Regions from separate parts of the Homo sapiens genome. Here region 1 is linked to region 2. Evidence: chromatin loops called from intact Hi-C (ENCODE). Cell type or tissue: endothelial cell of umbilical vein. All regions are shown on one strand. Links, peaks and the distances in the headings refer to the core of each region. The heading gives the core; the rest is flanking DNA.

Region 1 (2,941 bases), core at 194-2,693, 170 kb before region 2:
AGAGAACCTCTTCTAAAAGATTAATTCCACAATTCTTCCACCACTTCTTTGAACCTTCAGCTTTCCTAATTTAACACAAAACAATCCTTTAACCCTAGGCAAAAGTTTACATTCCATGCCTTCTTATAATCTTTACTAAAAAACACATTTTACTGTTTTTACACACCTTGGATGTAAATCTATTTCTAGTAGCCTAGCAATTTTTAACTGTAAGGTAAAACTTGGTAAGTTGCTTTAATTGCGTGCTAACTAAAGCCAAGATTGGCCTTCTTAGTTAAGGGTGTGGTTAATTCCATATGTTCCCAGGCCTTACCAATTGTGAAGCCAGCAAGTCAAATAGTTCTCAAAACCCAAAAAGCAGCTTGTAACCTCAAAACACTTAGCATACCTTGCACCTGACATACATTTTACTAATAGTCTTTAGGACTGTTTTTATTTCTTAAAGATTAAAATCACGTGAGCTGAAAGGTACCATAGCTTTTCACTTCCCTTACAAAATACTTGATCAAAGGACTTGTCTTTCTTTAAGCCAAATTAATCAGAGCTCTTCTTACACACATCACACACAGTACACATACAGGTAGAAGAAAACCTAGTCGCTGGGTGGGGCCCTTTAAGAGACAGCTCTAGGAAAACATGCAGATGTCAAACCAGAAAGGGCTCATCCCCTATGGCAGGCTTGCCAAACAAAGCTTTGCCAAGTGGTTACCGGCCATGGCCCGCAGGATATAAAGCAAGATGGAGGCTTAATTTCACAACCAAAACTTTGCAGAAAATATAAACAGTGATGGTTGTTGCGGGCGGGAGGGGGCGGCGGCGGGGGGCGGGGGGTGCCTGGCCTAGCAAAACATCTTCTAAAAGAAAAAAAAAACTTTAAAACTTAACTTGCTGATTGGGTACAGAAAGGGAAAGAAAATAAACAGTTTAAAAATGCCTAGGGAAGTCCCGGTGCGGTGGCCCACGCCTGTAATCCCAGCACTTAGGGAGGCCGAGGCAGGCGGATCACGAGGTCAGGAGATCAAGACCATCCCGGCTAACACGGTGAAACCCCGTCTCTACTAAAAATACAGAAAAAAAATTAGCCAGCCGTGGTGGCGAGTGCCTGTAGTCCCAGCTACTTGGGAGGCTGAGGCAGGAGAATGGCGTGAACCCGGGAGGCGGAGCTTGCTGTGAGCCAAGATCGCGCCACTGCACTCCAGCCTGGGCGACGGAACGAGACTCAGTCTCAAAAAAAAAAAAAAAAAAATCCTGGGGAAGAACCTCTTATTCTTATGCAAGTGGTTTCTCCACCAGGGAGAAAAGTTTGATTACTGGCTGATGGAGCTGAATCTCTTGGCGGGGAAGGGGAAGGCTCCAGCCGTTCATGGCGGAAAATGCCAGCCAGCTGCCCCGGGATCCTTGAGCCGTGCCTCCCATTCCGGCAGGGAGTTGGGGGTGGAGGGGAGACACTGCTCACCAGTTGGTCCCAAAAAAGGAAGGAAAAGGTCAAGCAACAGTGAGAGGTTTTGAGTCTCCATTTCACTCACCGCTTCTGGTGCCCCCACATTGCGCGCCAAAAATGTTGCAGGACTTTTTCTTAGTTCAGCTGAAGATAAAGTTCTTGTCCGTCCCACGGCCATGAAAATTCAGGCTCGCAGATGATTTAAAGGGTGAGTAAGGCAGGGTTTTATTGGGTAAAAAGGGGAAAAAAGGGGGGACACAGGTATTCCCTCACAAGGTCAGACTCCCCTGCTAGAGCACTTCCCGCCTGCCGTTCGAATCCCAAGTTCCACACAGGAAGGGGAGGGGCCAGGCTCCTCAATGCTGCAAACCTGGCGAACTTCCCGAGGCTTCACCTCAGTGGAGAGGCTGGTTAGAATTTCTCCAGGGACCCTCTGTCACTTGGCTGTCTCAAAGGGATTTCTTTCTAATTGACAAATTAAGACAGCAACTTTGCATATAGCCCAGATGTCTACATTAAGAAAAAATTAGATTGGTCTATTGTCAAATGTAATCTCATTTTCCTAAATAATAACATGGTGACCCTCCTGAATTAAAAAGACAAGACCTAAAGTATTACATAAAAACTTTAAAACTTTGTTTTCCTCCAAATGAAGTGAAAATTAGACACCAGGGAGGTAACTGAGTTTCAAACCTGATTGTAACATTGAATATTTCAGCTTTGTCTAATATAAGCCTAAAGCATAAGAACAAGAAATGAAACAATGCTGATTCAAAGTGGAGTGTCAACTTGACCACTAAAAGTGAACCACTCCATAAAAGTAGGAACCCAAAGAGGTCCACTGATTCACAAAAGAAGATGCTGAGAAAACGTGCCTGTCTTGAACTTGGCATTGGGTAGAAGGAAAAAATATATTTTACATATGTGTCATATGTGACATATATGTGTCATATAGACATATGGGTAATCTGTGAAATAATATATGACAAGACAAAAATACGACATATATCACACACGACACATATATATCACTTATGATACAAATAAGCCACAATGACATATAGATGTATGTCATATGTGGCATATATTTGTCATATGCCATGTGTGACATGCATTAGTCATACAGCATATGAAATGTATGTCGTTTCATATGCCAAATATGTGACATGTGTCAAATATGCATCTTATGCGACATGTATAAGACATGAGTCACGTGACATAGGTGTGAAATATGACATGCGGCATGCATGTGGTGTGTCATACAGGGATCATATGGGTCATACATGACAAATGTGTGTCATATGTGTCATAGGCGACACGCGTCGTATGGAACGTGTGTTGTGTTATACACGCGACATACGTGTTGTGTGTGACATGTGTGTGACATGTATGTCACATACAAGTCGTTCGTAAGACGTTAGTTTCTATGTAAATATGCATGCCATGTGCGACGTGTATGTGACGTTTGCATGTGTCATATGTGACTTGTGTCAAATGAGA
Region 2 (2,941 bases), core at 145-2,644:
ATTGTGTGAATATACCACACACTATATGACTATTCTCATTTTGATGAATTTTTTTGTTGTTTTAATCTTCCGTAGATTGTTGCTATTACAAATGGTGTTGCTATAAATTTTGTTGTATACCTTTGGTGAACATGTGTAAGGATTTTCTTCTAGGTATTTACCAAGGAGTCAAATCATTGTGATAATAGGTTATATGAATATTCACTCTTAGATGATCATATCAAACTGCTTTCCAAAGTGGTTGTACCAGTTTACACTCAACACCAGAGTTTAAAAGAGCCTATTTGTATTTCAACATTTGGTATTATAGACTTGTTAATTTTTGCCAATCACATTGCATTAAATATAACCTTACTTTGGGTTTTATTCACTTAATTCAATATCACTAAAGACTTTGAGCATCTCTTCTTATATTTAATGATTATATGTGTTTCTTCATATATATTTATTTTAGTGGGAGTGCCATGTCATTTTTAGGCCTAGTGCTATATCTTAGTGCATTCAGTTAGAGTTACAAAAGACTGGGAACTCTTTTTCATTTCTTTGGATTCTCTCAAATAGTATCCAGAAAAGTGTTTTGCCAGCAGGAGTTTCCTCCATAAGATGAATGGCTTCTATGACTTCCTGTGTCTTCTCAATTGGAAAGCCTATAGGAAGATTTAAAGTTTATACGGTGCTTTGCTGGGCACAAAACAATGATAAATACAAATTACCTAATTCCTTCTTTTAGGAACTTGAAATCTTGAAGAGATAGTCACATTGATTCAAACCCTCACCGTTTTATCACTTCTTCATTTATTTTTCTACCTTCAAGTTTTGTTTCATTCTGGCCAAAATGAAGGCATGATGTAATTTACATTAATAACTCAAATATTTGAAATAATATTAACAAAAATTTTCAATATATTAATAACAGCCAAAATTTCAATAGTAAAGAAAATGTAAAAAAAATATTGATTTGGCATATCAGATAGGATTATCTCAGCAGGCAAACTTTTCAACTTCCCATAAAGGGACATAAAAGCACATAATGGGACTATATGCTTTTCAGATGCAGTCTCCGTCTGCCTACTTTCAAATCAGTGACTGAAGATGTATACCACATCCAGGATTCCTAAATTATACTTCATTTGAGGCTTTACAGAATCTAACTTCAAAGCTACTCTGAAGAGCTTTGTGGGTTACCCAACTTCAAAGGGTACTTGAGATTATTTAACATCATTAAACAGAGCAATCTAAGAGACAAAGACACAGGCTAAAGTCAAAGCAATTTTAAAGACACTATACATCATTGTCTTTGCTATTACTTTTCTTTTCAACTTACTTAAAACTGTCACTGTTTACCCATTCATATGCATGTCCAAAGTTTATGCGTGTTTTGGGGGAAACTTTGTACTCAAACCTTGGCCTTATCATTTCCTGAGATTTTTCTCATTTTGTCTTAAATGTTCCTTGATATTTCTGGCTCCAGGATATTGACTAAGCATGTGAATTCCTCTTTAAACAAATACAATAGCCTATTTCCAAAAGTCATACTATGAGGCACAGCTGTCACAACATCTGACAAATATTCACAGCCAAGGATATGACCTAGCAAGTCTGAATGCACTTTCTCATTTTTCTCATATTTTCACATTTATCTCTCCTTCATTCAGAAGCATTTGTCAATCTGCCTCTATCCATGGCAGCCCTTCTTATTTTAATGTTCTCACTCTTACCCACAAACTAAATTTACATTTCTTGCTGTTATAAATTTTATATTTTTGTGTGTGGAGAAACATTCCATCAAGAAGACTGAAGCCCAGTAAACTCCCAAAGACAAGACTTTCAGAAGGTAAAGCACTCCCTTCCTTTATAGACTAGCAAAGATGAGAACAGATAAAAATAAAAATAAATAAGAAAAGGTTTTACATCAGTCTGTGAAGTTACTCTGTCTATTCTCATCTCTCTATCAAAGAGTCCTGGTAGAGGATTGAGGATATCAATAAGCTCTATGGCTTGAGTCTAACTCTGCAAAGGTATTTTTGGTAATGTGAATTTATTGTGTATAGAATATAAAAACATAGGTACAATATGACACTCAAATTATATATATGTTATATATAATCATACAATTATATATATGTTTTATATAATCATACAATTATATATATGTTATATATAATCATACAATTATATATATGTTATATATAATCATACAATTATATATATGTTATATATAATCATACAATTACATATGTTATATATAATCATACAATTATATATATGTTATATATAATCATACAATTATATATGTTATATATAATCATACAATTATATATATGTTATATATAATCATACAATTATATATATGTTATATATAATCATACAATTATATATATGTTATATATAATCATACAATTATATATATGTTATATATAATCATACAATTATATATATGTTATATATAATCATACAATTATATATATGTTATATATAATCATACAATTATATATATGTTATATATAATCATACAATTATATATATGTTATATATAATCATACAATTATATATATGTTATATATAATCATACAATTATATATATGTTATATATAATCATACAATTATATATATGTTATATATAATTATACAATTATATATGTTATATATAATACAATTATATATGTTATATATAATTATACAATTATATATGTTATATATAATTATACAATTATATATGTTATATATAATTATACAATTATATATATGTTATATATAATCATACAATTACATATGTTATATATAATCATACAATTATATATATGTTATATATAATCATACAATTATATATGTTATATATAATCATACAATTATATATATGTTATATATAATCATACAATTATATATATGTTATATATAATCATACAATTATATATATGTTATATATAATCATACAATTATA

The links. Hi-C counts contacts between places; a loop is a spot of excess contacts. Peaks named below come from ENCODE experiments on the same cell type or tissue, not always from the same donor. Only the 100,000 strongest peaks of a DNase experiment are listed, where the experiment ranks them.
Region 1: it touches region 2 in a loop (9-fold over the local background); 2 of 110 quality-filtered maps call a loop at or near these places.

What each region holds. Positions count from the first base shown.
Region 1 is chr18:39,798,543-39,801,483 of GRCh38, forward strand. No RefSeq gene overlaps it. Among named protein-coding and RNA genes, the nearest start is that of LINC01902, 42 kb to the right of the region's middle. In endothelial cell of umbilical vein, for the core only: no CTCF peak of the experiment used is centred there; a DNase peak (open chromatin) is centred at 1,699; H3K4me3 peaks cover 1,054 bases; H3K27ac peaks cover 645 bases.
Region 2 is chr18:39,968,805-39,971,745 of GRCh38, forward strand. All of the region lies in intron 1 of LOC124904349 (a long non-coding RNA gene), which reads left to right. Among named protein-coding and RNA genes, the nearest start is that of LINC01901, 45 kb to the left of the region's middle. RefSeq lists an enhancer at 820-1,794. In endothelial cell of umbilical vein, for the core only: no CTCF peak of the experiment used is centred there; a DNase peak (open chromatin) is centred at 1,467; H3K4me3 peaks cover 361 bases; H3K27ac peaks cover 1,971 bases.